Linked DNA regions of Homo sapiens: region 1 is linked to region 2. A link is a loop called in an ENCODE intact Hi-C map of the cell type or tissue named here. Cell type or tissue: heart left ventricle. All regions are shown on one strand. Each heading gives the region's core, and the rest is flanking DNA. Links, peaks and the distances in the headings are about the cores only. Region 1 holds the start of RAD21L1 (RAD21 cohesin complex component like 1). Region 2 overlaps SNPH (syntaphilin).

The links. Peaks named below come from ENCODE experiments on the same cell type or tissue, not always from the same donor. Only the 100,000 strongest peaks of a DNase experiment are listed, where the experiment ranks them.
Region 1: a loop joins it to region 2, with 2.3 times the contacts of the local background. A loop is called at or near these places in 2 of 110 quality-filtered maps.

What each region holds. Positions count from the first base shown.
Region 1 is chr20:1,221,151-1,230,579 of GRCh38, forward strand. RAD21L1 (RAD21 cohesin complex component like 1) reads left to right here and starts at 4,894. Exons shown (of 14, transcript NM_001384355.1): 1 at 4,894-4,990; 2 at 7,272-7,447; 3 at 8,730-8,859. The coding sequence starts at 7,304. RefSeq lists a silencer at 5,106-5,155. In heart left ventricle, for the core only: a CTCF peak has its summit at 5,797; DNase peaks (open chromatin) are centred at 4,761, 5,481 and 5,841; H3K4me3 peaks cover 1,875 bases; H3K27me3 peaks cover 3,763 bases.
Region 2 is chr20:1,280,961-1,290,498 of GRCh38, forward strand. The region is part of intron 2 of SNPH (syntaphilin); the gene reads left to right. Among named protein-coding and RNA genes, the nearest start is that of SNPH, 19 kb to the left of the region's middle. In heart left ventricle, for the core only: no CTCF peak of the experiment used is centred there; no DNase peak of the experiment used is centred there; H3K27ac peaks cover 485 bases.

The sequences.
Region 1 (9,429 bases), core at 1,430-9,429, 59 kb before region 2:
GGAATCCAACTTACAAGGGATGTGAAGGACCTCTTCAAGGAGAACTACAAACCACTGCTCAGCAAAATAAAAGAGGACACAAACAAATGAAACATTCCATGCTTATGGATAGGAAGAATCAATATTGTGAAAATGGCCACACTGCCCAAGGTAATTTATAGATTCAATGCCTTCCCCATCAAGCTACCAATGACTTTCTTTCTTTTTCTTTCTTTCTCTTTCTTTCTTTCTTTCTTTCTTTCTTTCTTTCTTTCTTTCTTTCTTTCTTTCTTCTTTCTTTCTTTCTTTTTCTTTCTCTTTCTTTCTTTCCTTCCTTCCTTCCTTCTTTCTTTCTTTTTCTTTTTTTGATGGAGTCTCGCTCTGTTGCCCAGGCTGGAGTGCAGTGGCGCCATCTCAGTTCACTGCAAGCTCCGCCTCCTGGGTTCACACCATTCTCCTGCCTCAGCCTCCCGAGTAGCTGGGACTACAGGCGCCCGCCACCACGCCTGGCTAATTTTTTGTATTTTTAATAAAGACGGGGTTTCACCATGTTAGCCAGGATGGTCTCAATCTCCTGACCTTGTGATCCACCTGCTTCGGCCTCCCAAAGTGCTGGGATTACAGGTGTGAGCCACTGCGCCCAGCCTGACTTTCTTCACAGAATTGGAAAAAACTACTTTAAAGTTCACATGGAACCAAAAAAGAGCCCACATTGCCAAGACAATCCTAAGCCAAAAGAACAAAGCTGGAGGCGTCACGCTACCTAACTTCAAACTATACTACAAGGCTACAGTAACCAAAACAGCATGGTACTGGTACCGAAACAGAGATATAGACCAATGGAACAGAACAGAGCCCTCAGAAATAATACCACACATCTACAACCATCTCATCTTTGACAAACCTGACAAAAACAAGAAATGAGGAAAGGATTCCCTATTTAATAAATGGTGCTGGGAAAACTGGCTAGCCATATGTAGAAAGCTGAAACTGCATCCCTTCCTTACACTTTATACAAAAATCAGTTCAAGATGGATTAAAGACTTAAATGTTAGACCTAAAACCATAAAAACCCTAGAAGAAAACCTAGGCAATACCATTCAGGACATAGGCATGGACAAGGACTTCATGACTAAAACACCAAAAGCCATGGCAACAAAAGCCAAAATTGACAAATGGGATCTAATTAAACTAAAGAGCTTCTGCACAGCAAAAGAAACTACCATCAGAGTGAACAGGCAACCTACAGAATGAGAAAAAATTTTTACAATCTACCCATTTGACAAAGGGCTAATATCCAGAATCTACAAAGAACTTAAACAAATTTACAAGAAAAAATCAAACAACCCCATCAAAAAGTGGGCGAAGGATATGAACAGACACTTCTCAAAAGAAGACATTTATGCAGCCAACAGACACATGAAAAAATGCTCATCATCACTGGCCATCAGAGAAATGCAAATCAAAACCGCAATGAGATACCATCTCACACCAGTTAGAATGGCCATCATTAAAAAGTCAGAAAACAACAGGTGCTAGAGAGGATGTGGAGAAAGGAACGCTTTTACACCGTTGGTAGGACTGTAAACTAGTTCAACCATTGTGGAAGACAGTGTGGCAATTCCTCAGGGATCTAGAACTAGAAATACCATTTGATCGAGCCATACCATTACTGGGCATACACCCAAAGGATTATAAATCATGCTGCTATAAAGACACATGCACACATATGTTTATTGCGGCACTATTCACAATAGCAAAGACTTGGAACCAACCCAAATGTCCATCAATGATAGACTGGATTAAGAAAATGTGGTACATATACACCATGGAATACTATGCAGCCATAAAAAGGAAGAGTTCATGTCCTTTATAGGGACATGGATGAAGCTGGAAACCATCATTCTGAGCAAACTATCGCAAGGACAGAAAACCAAACACCACATGTTCTCACTCATAGGTGGGAATTGAACAATGAGAACACATGGACACAGGGTAGGGAACATCACACACCGGGGCCTGCTGGGGGGTGGGGGGAGGGGGGAGGGATAGCATTAGGAGATATACCTAATGTAGGCTGGGCGAGGTGGCTCACGCCTGTAATCCCAGCACTTTGGGAGGCCGAGGCCGGTGGATCACCTGAGGTCGGGAGTTCAAGACCAGCCTGACCAACAGGGAGAAACCCCGTCTCTATTTAAAAAAAACACACAAAATTAGGTGGGCGTCGTGGCACATGCCTGTAATCCCAGCTACTCCGGAGGCTGAGGTAGGAGAATGGCTTGAACCCAGGAGGCAGAGGTTGCTGTGAGCTGAGATTGCACCATTGCACTCCAGCCTGGGCAACAAGAGCGAAACTCCATCTCAAAAAAAAAGGAGATATACCTAATGTAAATGACAAGTTGATGGGTGCAGCACACCAACATGGCACATACATACTTACGTAACAAACCTGCACGTTGTGCACATGTACCCTAGAACTTAAAGTAAAATTAAAAAAAAAAAGAAGAAGATTCACCCTTCTTACCCTGACCCCTTGTCTTGTATGCAATAAATATCAGCAAGCCCAGCCATTCGGGGCCACTACCAGTCTCCGCATCTTGATGGTAGTGGTCGCCCGGGCCCAACTGTTTTCTCTTTATCTCTTTGTCTTGTGTCTTTATTTATTACAATCTCTCCTCTCCACACACGGGGAGAACACCCGCTAAGCCCTGTAGGGCTGGACCCTACAGCTGGTAATAGGATTTGATCTATATTTTGAGACAGAGTCTCTCTGTTGCCCAGGCTGGAGTGCAGGGGCGCAAACTTGGCTCACTGCAATCTCTGCCTCCTCGGTTCAAGCGATTTTCCTGCCTCAACCTCCCGAGTAGCTGGGATTACAGGCACCCACCACCACTCCTGGCTAATTTTTGTATTTTCAGTGGAGACGGGGTTTCGCCGTGTTGGCCAGGCTGGTCTGGAACTCCTGGCCTCAGGTGATCCGCCTGCCTTGGCCTCCCAAAGTGCTGGGATTACAGGCGTGAGCCACCACACCTGGCCATGATCTATATTTTTCAAAGACCCCTCTGGCTTCAGTGTAGAGCAGCAGTCTCCAACCTATTTGGCACCAGGGACCAGTTTTGTGGAAGACAATTATTCCACGAGCCGAGTGGGCGGGGGGTCATGAGATTCTCGTGAGGAGCGGGCAACCTAGATCCCTCGCATGTGCAGTTCCCAATAGGTTTCGCGCTCCTGTGAGAATCTAATGCGCGGCTGATGTGACAGGAGGCGAAGCTCAGGCGGTGAGGCTCCCTCGTCCACTGTTCACCTCCTGCTGTGCGGCCCTGTTCCCACCCGGGGTTGGGAACCCCTGGTGTAGAGAATGGGCTTTAGGGAGGTGAGTGACAGGAAGGAGACCGCTCAGGAGGTTGGAGCTTTTCCAGGAGAGAGGTGGCTTAGACTAGGGTGGAGTCGGTGGAGATCTTGAGAAGGGGTAGATGAAAGTCATATTTGAAGGTGGAGTGATGGGCTTGCTGATGGGCTGGCATTGAAGTAGACATGAGGGTGGCACCAAGGGTGTCTCCCAGACATCCTCTTGAATGGTTGCCGTGACATCATTTCCTGAGGTCGGAAATTGGGAGCTAAACTTCAATTTGAATTCAATTTGAATCCTGTCTCTACAATTCCCAACCACGTGACCCTAGACAGGTTGCTATTTTTTCTCCAGCCCTTTCCTTATTCAAAAGGGGAAAACCAGTAACTACTTTTGTGAGATTGTTTGAAGAGTCAATGAGACAACCCATGAAAATGCCCAGCCAGGAGCCTGAACCTTATCAATAACCTTATATTGGATGCCATTGCCGCTCCAAGATTTATTAGTATTTACTATCAAACTCAAGAGAGGAAACCAGCCTTGCATCCTGATGCTCTTGCAGGATTTTTCTCAGGTTCTAGCACTTGGCCTTGACTACTGAGAACTGTGATATTCCAGGCTGGAAAATATTTGCTGTCCCCAAAGGGCAGGTCAATGTGAATAATCTTTTTAATAATAACAATAATAATAATAGCTAATATTTGTAGAGCACTTATTATTGCTTGGCTCTTTTCATGGTTCATTTTATTTATTTCTTACAATATCCTACGGCGCGAGTACTTTTATTATTTTCACTTTACAGATGAGAAAATCTGAGGTTCAAGGGATTAAAGAATTTCTCCAGTGACCTCCAGCTATAAGTGGAAGAGAAGAGACTGGACTGCATCATAGGGATGTTCAGAGATCAGCCAGAAAGATCACCTTTCACAACAGGACTATGGGGCCCAGGCCCCATCCCTGTCATGCCCCTGCTCAGGTGTCTCAGGTCCGAGCGCCAGGACAAAGCCGGAGACTGCGCACTAGGACCGGTGCGCCTTGCTCACTGTCTGACTCTATCCCTCCTGCCCCGTCCACTGTCCCCACCAACGCCCTGCGCCCTCGTCCCTCTCAGTCCCGGTCCTCTCCACTCTAGCGCACTGCCCTACTCTGTCCGTACCCCCAGCCGCCGCCGCCGCCGCCGCGCCCAGTCCCTCGGTCGCTGGCCCGCCCTTCCCCGCCCCCTGCCCCCGGTCCCTCAGCCACTGCCCCGCCCCGCCCGTCCATACCCCTCCACGCCCCTCCCCATGTCCTGCCCGTCCCTCTCCATCCCCTGCACGCCCCGCCCCTCGCCCACTGCCCCGCCCCATCCCCTGTCAGTCCCGTCCATCGCCCACTGCCCCGCCCCGTCTCCTGCACGCCCCGCCCCGTCCCCTGCACGCCCCGCCCTCGCCCACTGCCCCGCCCCGTCCCCTGCACGCCCCGCCCCTCGCCCACTGCTCCGCCCCGTCCCCTGCACGCCCCGCCCTCGCCCACTGCCCCGCCTTCTCCACGCCCCGCCCCTCCCCGCCCCGCGCCTGCCGCGCATTGCAGACGCCCAGCGGCGCCAAGAACCCGGCCAAGCTGACTTGGCGACTCCTCGCAGCCCCTGCTCTGGCACGCCACACCTCAGACGAGGCTTTGAAAGTAGGGCGCAGCCTGAGAGGCCGGCCGGACCCCGAGTGCTGTAGGCGGGCTGGGAGATGGGGGCCGCCGCCACCCACATTCCCACACGCACCCGGCGCCGGCGCCTCACGCCGTGTTAGCTCGCGGCGCCAAGCCCGGAGGGTCCCGCCTGAGGAAGAAAGGTCGTCGCCCGCAGCCCAGCTGGGGCTGGAGGCGCGACCCGGGGTCTCCTCGCCCGCACGCGGAAGAAAATGGGCGCTGTGGCCTCAGTTTCCCTCTGTGAGCACCCGGCCCGGAACTCTGAGGAGTCGTCTGTGGAGGAGCCTTTGGCGTCCCCCTGCCCCTGAGCGTGGCCGTCAGCTCTTCCCAGCCCCTGCACTTTGCTTTCCCCTCCCTCACGCCCGGAAGGGTCTCGCCCTGCCCGGCTCAGCCCTCTCTCCCCACGCCCCTCTCCCAGGGTCCCCGCCCGGTCCCCTTCCGACCCCTTCCTCCCTCCCTTCGCTCCCTCCCCGCCACCGCCGCCACCCTGCCCTTTGCGGGCCGGTTTCCACGGAGTGGCCCCATCCCGGTGGCTTCACGTTGCACGAAGTCAGTTCAATCTGGAGACTGAAAAAGCCTCCGGGACGTGGGGCGGGAGGGTGCGGGGGGAGTTTGTGTGCGTATTTTGTGGGGAGGGGAAAAAGGTTAGGTAATATGTGCTCGGGAAAATCAATGTCTCAGGAATAGCAAATCTCAGGGTTTGGGTTTTTTCTTTGTTTGTTTTCTCTTTTAAGAAGTCCATCACTTAAAAAGTACATTTGATTTTTTTGAGACGGAGTCGCCCTCTGTCGCCCAGGCTGGAGTGCAGTAGGGCGATCGCGGCTCATTGCAGCCTCCGTCTCCCGGGTTCGAGCGATTCTCCTGCCTCAGCCTCCCAAGTAGCTGGGATTACAGACGCCCGCCACCGTGCCTGGCTACTTTTTGTACTTTTAGTAGAGACGGGGTTTCACCATGTTGGCCAGGCTGGTCTCCAGTTCCTGGCATCAAAGTGATCCGCCCGCCTCAGCCTCCCACAGTGCTGGGATTACAGGCGTGAGCCACTGCGCCAGGCCAAAAAGTACATTTTAAAAGTACCTCACACCACTGGGAGCCATTTAAAAAGATAAATAGGAATTTATTCCGAGAGAGCGAAACACACAGACTAAAAAGGAAAGTAGTGGAACCAGCGCAAGGTACAAGCCATATGCATTAAAATCTCCAGCTGCCCCGTAGGGGAACATGGTTTGGCGGATTGCGTCACCTTTAGTTGGGGCATAATGATTGAATTCTTGCGGTACAAATAGACACTGATGGAAGTTTACCTAAGTTTTTAATTCTTTCGCCGACTTTGTGTTCGTCTTGGCTCAGTTTTCTCTTTTATCAGTATCTTAAGTAGAAAAGAAGCAAAAAGAAGCTTCCATAGTGGCAGTGTAAGATTACTTATATGTAAGCAATAATTTGATTCTTCCCTAGAAGTCAACCAAAGTGCTATAACATCCCTTCTCATCTTTAGCTTAGTGATAGAGCCCTATGGTGTTACCAAGAATAGTACAGTTTGTAAAAATGTGCATTAATTCCTTCTCTTTGTTTTAAGTGAAGGTTTTCTTTTATCGTTCTTATTTCAAAACATTTAAATTTGATTCGTGTTTCTTCCCTTGCCTTCTAATTATTTTCTTATAGTTTCTTGTTTTCTTCATTTTTCCACTTTATGGAATGGAAACTCCACTCCACTCCACTTTTTGGAGTCCCGTGATTTTAACTTCAAAAATTAAAATATTGTTGAATAAACCAGAGTATCTTGAAGAGGGCAATGAAATTCAACACCTGCGTATAAATCAATAATCCAATCCTTCTTAAATTATTAAGTTTTAGAAAAGAGGTGCCCTGTATTAGCTTTTCTTGGTTTTGTCTACCTTTTCCTATTCTTGTTTCTTATTTCCATATCTTATATTTTCAGCCTTCCTCCTTTATTTGACCATGTTAGTAAGAAGAGAACTCAAATCCTTTTTTGGATAAAATAAGTGACATGTATGAAGAAATCATTAATCAGGATGCATTTAAGCCCGGTGTAGAGGTGTAGTTCACAATTTACTAGAGCTTTGTCATTAGGTTATAATTTTATATTCTAAATAAGTTTCTCTTATTTACAAGAGAATAAATTGTATTGAATAATTGAATTAGAACATAATCTGAATGTTATTTTGTAGAATTAATACATATTTTTCTTATAGCAATAAAAAGTTTTTGTAATAAAATTTTAAATTTCTTTTCGTGTTCTCTCTAGTTTGTTAAATACAAGTAAGGAACACAGGCAACATGTTCTACACACATGTGCTTATGAGTAAACGAGGGCCATTGGCCAAAATATGGCTTGCAGCTCACTGGGAGAAGAAACTCACAAAGGCCCATGTATTTGAATGTAATCTAGAGATAACCATTGAAAAAATTCTTTCACCCAAGGTATGTTACTGATTAAAATGATAGCTTGTATTTATCATGACTTTGGAGGAGGAAAGACATTAAGATACACTTATATCATGAAATACATTTTCAAGGAAGTTTTACTTGTCAAATGGTCTTTCCTTTAATTCCTATAGCATTTAGTGTTATAACAAACCTATTGGTTTCTGTTGGTAATTAACTTTTTCATATGTCTATCATAGATAGATTGGACCCTAAGGGACAAAGGCCATATTTTATGCGTATTCATATTCCTTTCTTATTCACTAACAAAATACAGTTGACATAGTAAGTACTTAATAAGCATCTCTTAGAAAATAATGAACAAATGGGGAGGATAGAAAGAGGACTGGTTATAAATCCAAAAATATGTGAAAATGTGTCATAAACAGTAAAGTACTATGTTCATTATAAAACATTAAAACAGTGATTAGAATTTGCATTACAGCATTTAATATTGTTTTAAGTTAAGTATTTTTCAACTTTAGAGAAGGACAAATTGAAAGCCTATGGTGTGTTAGGCACTGGGCTGGACTTTATGCCTATAAGTCTATTTAATCTTTACAACAACCCTATGAGGTTGGCTTTTCTTAGCTTCTGTGAACTGTAGTTAGCATGTTTTGAGTTGGTCAAATTTATATTTAATTATTGCTTTATCACTTAATATGTTACTTTGGGCATCCTACTTAAAATATCTGAGTCTCAGTTTTTTCTTCTGTAAATAGAGGTTGTTGTCAAAATTAAATAAATTAGTGTATCAAAAGCTCTTAGGACAATGCCTGGCATAAAATAAGTATATAATAAATTGTAGGGAGGCTGAGGCAGGAGAATTGCTTGAACCCGGGAGGCGGAGGTTGCAGTGAGCCAAGATTGCGCCACTGCACTCCAGCCTGGGTGACAGAGCGAGACTCCGTCTCCAAAAAAACAATAATAATAAAAAAATAAGCTGTAGCCATTTTTATTAAACTGAAGTTCAGGAAGGTTAAGTGACAGCCTCAGCAACTGAACCAAGACCTGAACCCAATTCTGACTACAGAGTTTATATTCCTCTCATAATACCAATAATAGTATACTTTACTTAAATGCCATATTAGATTAACTTCCTTGAATAAGAATAAAAAAATCATTTTGCAAGGTAAGGTAAAAAGTGATATACTTTAACTAAGAATACAAAATATCTGCTTTTTTAAGAGAACCAATTCTTACGATGTCAGTAACTTTCAAAGAATAGGATTTATGAACCTAATCTTTACTCTTCTAATACTTCAAAAATTATTGAAAGGTGAAAATAGCACTTCGAACTTCAGGACACCTTCTTTTGGGAGTTGTTCGAATCTATAACAGGAAGGCAAAATATCTTTTGGCAGATTGCAGTGAAGCATTTCTTAAAATGAAGATGACATTTTGCCCAGGTATACATGTAATATTGATTTGTCTCCTTCTTGGTTCCCTTTTGCATTTTAATTGGGGGTGGGATCTTTTAATATACTTCAGGCTAGTATGGTGAATGTAAACTTAGTTTTGAATGAATCTAAGTTTCCATGGTTGAGGATAAATTGTATTCATTTCCTTGCTCTTTTTCTATACCTGCAGGAAAAGGTTATGCTTTCCAAAACTTGTAATGTTCCTGCATATTTATGGAAGACATATACTTAAAGCCACTACACTTGCATAAGAAACTCTGATATTCTGTTTTTAATGGGTCATTTAGTTTGTCGTGCCTGTTTTTGCCTTTATAAGAGAAATTAGAAATAGTGTGATTGACAAAACAGAGATATCAGTAATTGTTTTCAGAATTCTCAAGATTCCAAGCAGCTTGCTATTTATGACATATCAAAAATTCCTAAGCATTCCAAAGTGCCAGAGATTTACATATGTCATAAATATAATACCTTCAAAATTTATATACCATCTGTTTCACTTTGAAGACATTTTTTATTTTCTACCTTGTATTATGGCTACTTAGGTATGGATCTTGCCTC
Region 2 (9,538 bases), core at 633-8,632:
CACAACTCACAGGCCAGAACTGTCTCTGCAACTCTGGGTGGAGTGGGGGGTGTGTTTGTATGTTTTAAGGTGGGTATATTGCCACCCCTGAATAAGGTTCTATTATTGAGGGAGGAGGGATAGAATATTGAGTAGGCAGCGAAGCTAACCCACACAGAGGCCTGGGCGTCATCACAATTCTTCCCTTTCCGTCATTCCCTACAGCCTATCTCTTCTGGGGACCCTCAAGAGTCTACTTCCTAAATTTCTCTTGAAGCCACCTTTACTTCTGTCACCTCCTCACCTCCACTCTCATTTTAACCTCTATAGCCTTCGTTAAAACGTCGTCATCCCTGACCTGTCCTGGTGCTTCTCTTCATCTCTTCCCAGTCCATACTTGGCAGAGCTCGTACAGGGTTATCTTCTGTAATATAAATCTGACCTTGAGCCTTAGGCCTGCCTTGACCTTGAACTGTAAACCTGACTTTGACCTTAAATTTGATCAGAACTTTTTTCTGTAAGCTCAAAAGGCTTTTTTCTGCTGGCTCAGCCCTTCTCTCTACTCTCCCTATGCCCCTACACTGTGTGGTCTAGCAGTACCCAGCCCCCTGTAGCTCTCTTACTCTTCATGACTCTGTAAATGCTAACCCCTATTCCTGCACAGAATGTGGAATGCTCCTCCACAGGCAGCTCCTGGGTACCTGGAGAACAACTATGCACCTGTCCTCCAGAGCTCTGCTCAAGGGCACCAGCTTCTGAGTTCTGCAGAGAAGCCCCTCTCTCTTCTGCCCAACCCCTCAGTGACACGTGCTTCGATTATGGGACTATTGGCAGAGGAGGAAGTGGCACACAATAGACACTTGGTAAATATTGACTGAAACAGCCATGCCAGAGCTGCCACACAGATAGGAAATGCTGTAATTAGAAGGGGGAGTAGCTTTGGGAGGCTTGCTTTCAATCTGGGAGCTAGGCCATTTCTGAGCTTGGCCTCAGTTCCCCGCCTGCATTGCCATGGGGCAGAGGGTGGAGGGTGGAGGGTGGGGGTGAAGATACTTGCCACAGGGCCGGAGAGACATGGAAAAATCATCTTGGATGATTTGTATGTCTGAGCTTGAACACTTTGCCTTTTAAGGCTTTGGCTAAGTGCTGGTGGTTTGATCAAGTAGAAAACCCAGCTAATAGGTATACATTATGGGTAGGAGAAACAATAGGCAACCTAGCCCTTCGGGAAAGCAGTTTGGCAGCACATTCATACTTTTCGACCCTATAAATCCATTATCAGGGAACCAGCCTAAAGAAATAATTCTAAATATAGGAAAATAATTATTCACAAAGATACCTATTGTAACATTATTTTTGATAGAAAGTCTAAATGTTCAACAGAGAGGGAGGCTAAATGAACCATGACAGACCCATCAAATGGAATACTATGCAGCCCATAAAATACTTTTTATAAAGGATATGCCATATGGGCGATTCTTAAACTATGGTACATTTTGAAAATATACAAGTTATATTTTTGCCACGGCTATAACTGTGTAAACATAACAACCCCTTGCCCCCTAAAAATATCTGTGCTTAGAAAAAGGCCTGAGAAGGGGCAGCAATCAAATTAATCAGTGGTTTGAGTAGCAAAACTGGAACTGGAAGGCTTTTAAATGGGTATGTACTACTTTTACAACTATATTTAAAACTTAAAAATTACCCAGTTGGAGCTAAGGGAGCCCATTTTAGTTCAGTACCTTTCTGGTATAAGTTATTCATTTGTCTCTGGGCCTTGGTTTATAACATACGGGAAAGAAATTACTGTTCATCCAGCAGTGTGTGTGCCAGGCTCTTTGCATGCACCACTCAGTTCAGTCTTCACAACTGAAACCCCATTTTACAGATGAAGTTAAAGCTCGTGGTCAGCCCTATGCTAAGAACTAGGTTTCCAGCTTGATTCTGCCCTAGGACAAAGCCCCTGCTCTTTACATCCTATCAGGGGCCCCTAGGATGCCTGCTCTCGGGAAAGGGGAGTGAGAGGGACACCTGAGAGTGCTATGTCCACAGAGCCAGTGTAGGCTGAGCCTTTCCCCTGAGTTTATTTTACAAGGTCGGGGAGATCAGTGTTTGCCAGCAAGTGGGAAGAAGAGAGGCTTTAGCTGCATGCAGCCAGAGATGGTGCTCTCTGCTTTACCTCCCTGGCCCCACCAGCCTTTTCCTGAAAAGGATTTCCCCCTCAGCCCAAGTAGCCCATTCTTCTTACCTGACAGCTGGGAACCAACCAAAAGAACATTGCAAGGCTGCATTCTCAGCCTCCTTGTACATCCCAGTGCCCTGGATTCAGAGCCGTAAGCCTGGGGTTGCAGTCCTGGCCCCACTCCTGATTTACTGGGGGCCTTGGGCAAGTGCCACCCACCCCCACGCTGACCTCAGATCTTCTACCTATAAAATGAGACTCGACCAGAAAAGAGACTCCAAGCTCCAATGCCGTGCCACTAACAAACAACACAGACCAGTTATAAGAGCAAGAGCTCTGTTAAGAACTCTGACAGAAAGGAGCAACTTCTCAGTCTCAGACAATCACTGCCATGCAGGAATGCAGGCACAGAGCTGAAAGATCTTTTAATTTGTTTGAGACAAGCCAGAAAACATGGATTTTAAAAAAATATGAAATCTCTTAGTTTATAAATATCGACTGAATTGGAATACATATACATGCAGGTCTTTAAGCATGATACGGCCGTGGGCTGCCAGTTTGGAATCTCCGTAGTCACCTGTCTCTGAGCACCTTCCTACCCCGAAGGTAGGCACCTTCTGATACCTGGACTCCTGGTCTACAAACACTTGCTAGGGCCAGTGCTGGGCAGAATAGGACCCGGGGCTGTGATAGCAAGAAGGTCAATCTGCTGAGAAGGAGGAGAAGGCCCTAAGTTTGCTTTTCTGGACCCCCAGGCTCGCCTTTGCCCAATACTTAGCCTTCAAAGGCTCTGTCCAGCTACCTTCTAGAAATCCTATCCCAGCTGTGACATGCACCGTGTACCAAGGGCTTGCTGTATATGCTCAGCAGCACAACCTCCCTTCGTTGTCATGGCAGTGATTAACCTCATGTACACACAAGGAAATTGGTCCTGATACTGATGGGCCTGAGGGCACACAGCTCCCAGCTGAGCTCTTGCATATAGTCATTACAGCCCTTAGAGGGGACCCTCTGGTGCTATTTTTTCAAAGATGAATAAAACTCTTCCAGCTCATAACCTAGCAGGAGAGACAAGCTCACTAAATAGAACACTGTGTGTAGAAAGGACTATAATAATATAAACAAAGTACCACAAAGCTTTCTTCCCCCCCTTTTGTTGACTTGCTAAGAGGCCTACACTTACTTGGGTGGTGACATCAACCCAGATCAGTGCACACCCCCTTATTCATTCAGCAAAGATTTATTGAGGGCCTGTGGTGGCCTGACACTAGTCTAGGCATAAGGGACTAAATAAAGCATAAAATGGGCATCCATCCTTACCTCTCTGGAGCTTATATTCTAAAGACATAAAATAAATACATACATAAATATGTTAGCTGTTGCTAAGGACGGTGGAGAAAAACGAAGCATGGGAAGAAAGAGGAGTGCTGTAGGAGGAGGGGTTGTATTTTAAACACAGTGGTCAGAGAAGATTCACTGAGAGGGTGACCTTGGAGCAAAGACCTGAAGCAGGAGAGAGAATACACGGGGCAGAGATCTGGGAGAAGAGCATTCCAGGCAGAAGGAACAGCATGTGCAGAGGCCCTGATGAGGGGATGTGCAAGAAGGCAGGGTGGCTAGAGCAGAGTGAATGAGGGGGAGAGGTGATGAGGTCAAAGAGATAAGCGGGGGTCAGGGGAGGGATGCACAGAACTTTACATCAGCCGAAGAAAAGGCTTTAGCCTCTATTGAAAGGAAGGACCGTTGGAGGGGTTTTGAGTAGAGGAATGACCTGATCCAATTTGTGTTCTAAAAGGATCCCTTTGGCTGCTGGGCAGAGTTTGTAGGAGATAATGAGACCTGCATCATCCAGGAGAGAGATGGTGGCTTGGACCAGGGATGGAGCAGTGAAGATGCCGAAAGGTGTCAGATTCTGTGACTGTGTCGCCTCAGTTTCCTTATCTGTAAAATGCATACACTGTGCAGGGAATAAAAGCTGACAGGCTTTTCTGATAGACGTGAGAGTGTTGGCCTACCCGACTGGAATGATGGGATTGCCATTAACTGAAATGAGGGAAGCTGCAGAAAAACAGATTTTTAAGGCAAAATCAGAAATTCATATTTTGGATGTGTTAATTTTGAGATACTCTGTTAGACCAAAGTGGCGGTGTCCTGAAATCCTGTTGTTTGGTAGACAATGACCGGTTTAGGGTTTTTCTTTCCTTTTCTTTTTTTGCAAGTAGACTTAAGAAAGCATAAAATGAATCTGTAGTCAGGAACCTCTCAGATACAAACGAGTATAGTATTTCAGATTAAGATTTTGGACAGGGAGAAAGATGTAATATACATGAATAACATTGAGAATAAGAATATATTCAGGCGAATAAATAATTACTGCTATTTACGGAGTGCTGTCCCTATGCCAGGTCCTTGCTAGGCATTTCACACGTGTTATTGCTCATTGTGATTATACTCATGCACAACTGTAATTAGCCCCATTTGAGAGATAAGGAGAATGAGGCTTAGAGGAGTAAAGTGGCATTCCCACTGTCATAAAGATGGTGGGTGGTGGAGTTTGGAATTCAGAGTTCCAAATCCAGTCATATTGGATCTAAAATTCAGTTACATTTGATGTTCAAGCCGTGGTTTCTTTCTGTCGGGTTAGTCTGCCTGTCAGCAAAAGGGGAAAACTCGTTCTGAGATAGATAAAGGGTGGCCGGGTGCAGTGGCTCATGCCTGTAATCCCAGCACTTTGGGAGGCCAAGGCAGGTGGATCACAAGGTCAGGAGTTTGAGACCATCCTGGCCAATATGGTGAAACCCCGTCTCTACTAAAAATACAAAAATTAGCCAGGGGTGGTGGCAGGCACCTGTAGTCCCAGCTACTGGCTGAGGCAGGAGAATTGCTTGAACCCTGGAGGCGGAGGTTGCAGTGAGCCGAGATTGCGCCACTGCACTCTAGCCTGAGCGACAGAGCGAGACTCCATCTTAAAAAAAAAAAAAAAAAAAAAAAAGATAAAGGGCCTTTAAAATAGGACATAGTAGTTTGTAGAATCTCCCTTTTAAAACATTTTAGAATGCTTCACTTTGGCTAAATTAAGAGGTAGGGCAGCTTCTCCAGAGAAGGAAAACTTATTAGGAGAGGCATTTATTAATCACCCACCCTCTTCCAGCAAGTGTGAGCCACACTGGGCATTGTTGAGGCCCTGGATCTTATTGAAGGTGAAAGAATTCAGCATGGCATGGGAAGTACCACGGGGAATCAGGTGGACAGGGATCAGCTGCTGAGGACAGCAGGGCAGCTGCAGCTGGAGAGGGAGAAGGGAGCTGGGAGGAGAGATGAAGGAGCTGCTGTGAGATAGGCTCCTGGGCTAAAACAGGCACAGTTGGGTGCGCTGGGCTCCATGTCTCCCTGCTGAGCCCCTGGGAGCTGCAGGAAGATAGATGAACCTTGGCTTCCAACAGGAGCGGCATGCCTGGAACTGTTGGTGGGATTAGAATGAGCTGGCCCTGCTTCTATGGCTCCATTGTGGCCTTTGGCAAGTCTTCACTTTTCTATCTAGAAAATGTGGCAGTTGGGACTCGATTGTCATGAAATGCCAGGAGAGCAAGAGAGAGTGTGTGTGCACAAGTGACAGGGAGAGAATGCAAGTGCAAGAGACAGCGTGAGTGGTTTTATGTGGTTTCTTGTTTTGTATTACCAGGAACGAGGAAGCTCTCTGATCTCAGGCTGGGTGGGGGCTTTGTCTGTGGAAAGGGGCTGTCGTCGCAGGCAGAGCAGATGACATCTCCACATCCCTTTAGTCCTTTGGTCTGTGTGTTCCATGTGTTCTTCAGTCTGACATGAGCAAAGCACAGCACACACAGGGCAACTTTGGGGAGCTCTGAGGGCACCATCTTTCCTTGGGACCCACTTTGCCGACTCCCAGTGGACCATCATCTTGCCCTGCAGCCAACCCCATGCAAAAGTGTTCCTTTTAACATTCCTTTTAGGGAGATCTTTATTTCTCCCAAAGAACCAATTTTCTTCCTGCCCTCCCATAACCATGAGAACAATAAGACTGAGCATACTTTCCCTTTTGGCATCAGTGGCCAGGAAGCTTGGAATTGAATCTCAATGTCATTATTGCCACCATGTATTTGTGGTCAGCATGGATATTCCCTTCTTCCCTGGGCCTCTGTTTCAATGCATATTTTATTGCATGTCATTTATGAGCTGCCTTAAAATGGTCAGGACTTCTCCTGTCATACCCGTAGGCCTTCCTTCCAAGATTTCTTTACTTGAAAAGGTTCCCTTTGTTCTTTTTTTTTTCTTAATTTTTGCCCTGGTGAGGGCAAGGGTTGTGGTACAGAAGCTTCACTGATAGATTCAGGAGTCTAGCCCCAAGCCCAGGCTCTGTCCCTGACTTTCTGGGTAACCTCAGGCAACTAACATGCTTTTTCTGGGTTTCAGTTTCTTTCTCTATAGAATGATAGGTTGTGATGAGGTCTACTCCAGATCCTTTCCATTCTGATTCTGAGAGTGTGTTAGTCCCTGTTGGTACCTGGGGTAAATGCCAGGGGATTAGGCATTTACCTAATCTTACATCCAGGATCCAAAGAATCAAGGCAGAAATCTGGAAAAAATGAGAATTTTTAGGGATGGAAGTCTCACCATTTTCCTCATCCTGTGATGCTTTAGAGTTGGAAGCTTGGGAGAAGGGGGAAGGGAGAGAAGCCGGACTGAGGCTTGACAGCTCTATCAGTCAGGAAGCCCAGGGAAGCATATGCTGTGGCCAAGGTTGCTGAAGGGCCTCCATCTGCCAGGAGCCACTAGCCAGGCAGCCACCAAGCTGGGGCTGGCACCACTGCCCCTCCGTTCCTCACATTTCTCCATGGGTGTCTGCAGAGGGGCAGCCGTGGAGCAGCTGGGATGGTGGAAGCATGGGAACCAGTGTTCCCCCTACTACTCCCTACCCAGACGGGAGGCCTGCCAGACATTGCCCTGGAAAGCCAGCCCAGGTCACTTGGCCTAGCAGAGTTTGCCAGTCATTTCAGAGTCACTCATGCCTGGGCCTGCTGATGTCCGCTGAGGTGATAAAGCAAGAATTATTTCTGAAGAAGGGAAAAAGAGAGATCTCCTTCGACAGGTAATAGTGATAGCAAGAAATGTTCAGTCCTCTAATTTCCCAAGAACTACCCCCATCCCTCCATTCATTACCTTGGTTGGATCCCAAAGAGACAGCAGGGCCAGGAAGGTGGCGCCTTCCTGAGTGAATGCATGAGACAGCTGAGACGAACAGAGGTCAAAGACCCAAGGTCACCAAGATGGACGATGTGATATGGCTCAGAGGAGCTGAGGGTCTCTCAGTGGTGGGCTTGCACAGCAGCTGGGCTGCTGGGTGGGACGCAGCAGTTGTTGGAAGAGGAAAGAGCAGTGCTCCTCATGGAAAGGGCTTCTCCTTTGCCTGCGAGGCTGATTCTTAGAGGAACAGGGAAAGTCACTAGTTAGGGAGAAGGCACATGAGGAATTTCTTTTTCTTTTTTTCTTTTTTTTTTTGAGATGGAGTCTCCACTCTGTCGCCCAGGCTGGAGTGCAATGTCGTGATCTCGGCTGACTACAACCTCTGCCTCCCAGGCTCAAGATATTCTCCTGTCTCAGCATCCCGAGTAACTGAGATTACAGGCACCCACCACCTCGTCCAGCTAATTTTTCTATTTTTAATAGAGACAGGTTTTTGCCATGTTGGCCAGGCTGGTCTTGAAATCCTGACCTCAGGTGATCCGCCCACCTCGGCCTCCCAAAGTGCTGGGATTACAGGTGTGAGCCACCGTGTCTGGCCAAGAATTTCTTTTTAAACGACTCTCTGTAGTATGCTTACCTCTTATGTCTGTGATGCCCTGCTTTTATGGAAGTATGACCAGCCCAAAATGCAGGTATATACCTGCTCATCTCCATTGTGGTATCTTAGAGTCTCATGGAAAAGTAGGTTTTTTCTTTTATGCAGCAGAATGATAAGTGTCCCAGGTCTACTGTATTATGAGACCTTCATGATGCAGTAGAAATGCAGGTGCCCATGACCTGGAAATCCAGGGTCCAGCCCTTGGTGACTCTTGTAACCTCTGAGGCTTCAGGTTTCCCATAGATCAGATGGACTAGTCTCTACCTGGCCTCCCTCTATGGGGAATTTGTGTGAGGATTCAACGAAGTTGTGAATATGCAAGAGCTTTAGGGGCAGCCTCAGCTACCAGTCTCCTCCAGGCTGACCCAAAGTCTAGGGAAGCATCCTGGGCCCAGCTACCTGAAGTCAGGTAGAGGGGGGGCACTGGCTCTTGCTCCCCTTCTGCTGCAACTTGCTGAGCCATTCTGGAAGAGTCTCTACCCCTTTCTGGACCATGCCTGTCTTTTTATTAATGCAACGGTTCATTTAAATACACACACACACACACACACACACACACACACACACACACACACAATGGAGTCAGGGGCATGGTGGCTCACACCTGTAATCCCAGCAACTCAGGAGGTGACGCTGGTGGATGGCTTGAGGCCAGGAGATTGAGACCACCAAGAGCAACATAGTGAGACCCCACCTTTAAAAAAAGTAAAAAATAGATTAGCCAGGTGAGGTGGCTACTGGAAAGGCTGAGGCAGAAGGATCGCATGAGCTCAGGAGTTTGAGGCTGCAGTGAGCTATGATTTTGTCACTGCACTCCAAGCCTAGGTGACAGAGTAAGACCCTGGCTCTAAAAAAAAATTAAATATATATCACATGTATTTTTAAAAATTTGTTTTTTATTGAGATATAATTTACATTCCATAAAATTTATCCTTTTAATAGCCAGATGCAGTGGCTCACACCTGTAATCCCAGCACTTTGGGAGCAGGGAGGCCAAGGTGGGTGGATTGCTTGAGGCCAGGGGTTCAAGACCAACCTGGCCAATATGGAGAAACCCCATCTCTACTAAAATATACAAAAATTAGCCAGGTGTGGTTGTGCGTGCCTGTAATCCCAGCTACTCGATAGGGTGAGTCATGAGAATCACTTGAACCCGGGAGGCGGAGGTTGCAGTGAGCTGAGATCGTGCCACTGCACTCTAGCCTGGGCGACACAGTGAGACTCTGTCTCAAAAAAAAAAAAATTAAGTTTTTAAAATGTACAATTCAGGGATTTTAGGATACTCACAAAATTATATAACCATCACCACTAGCTACTTCTAAAACGTTTTTTATCTTCCCAAAAAAGAAACTCCATTCCCATTACCAGTCATTCCCTGTTCCTTCTTCCCTTCCAGTGTGTTTTCTGTCTGTGTGCATTTGCCTGTGCTGGATATTTCATATAAATGGAATCATGCAATATGCGGCCTTTCGTATCTGGCTTCTTTCATTTAGCATAATGTTGTCAAGGTTCATCTG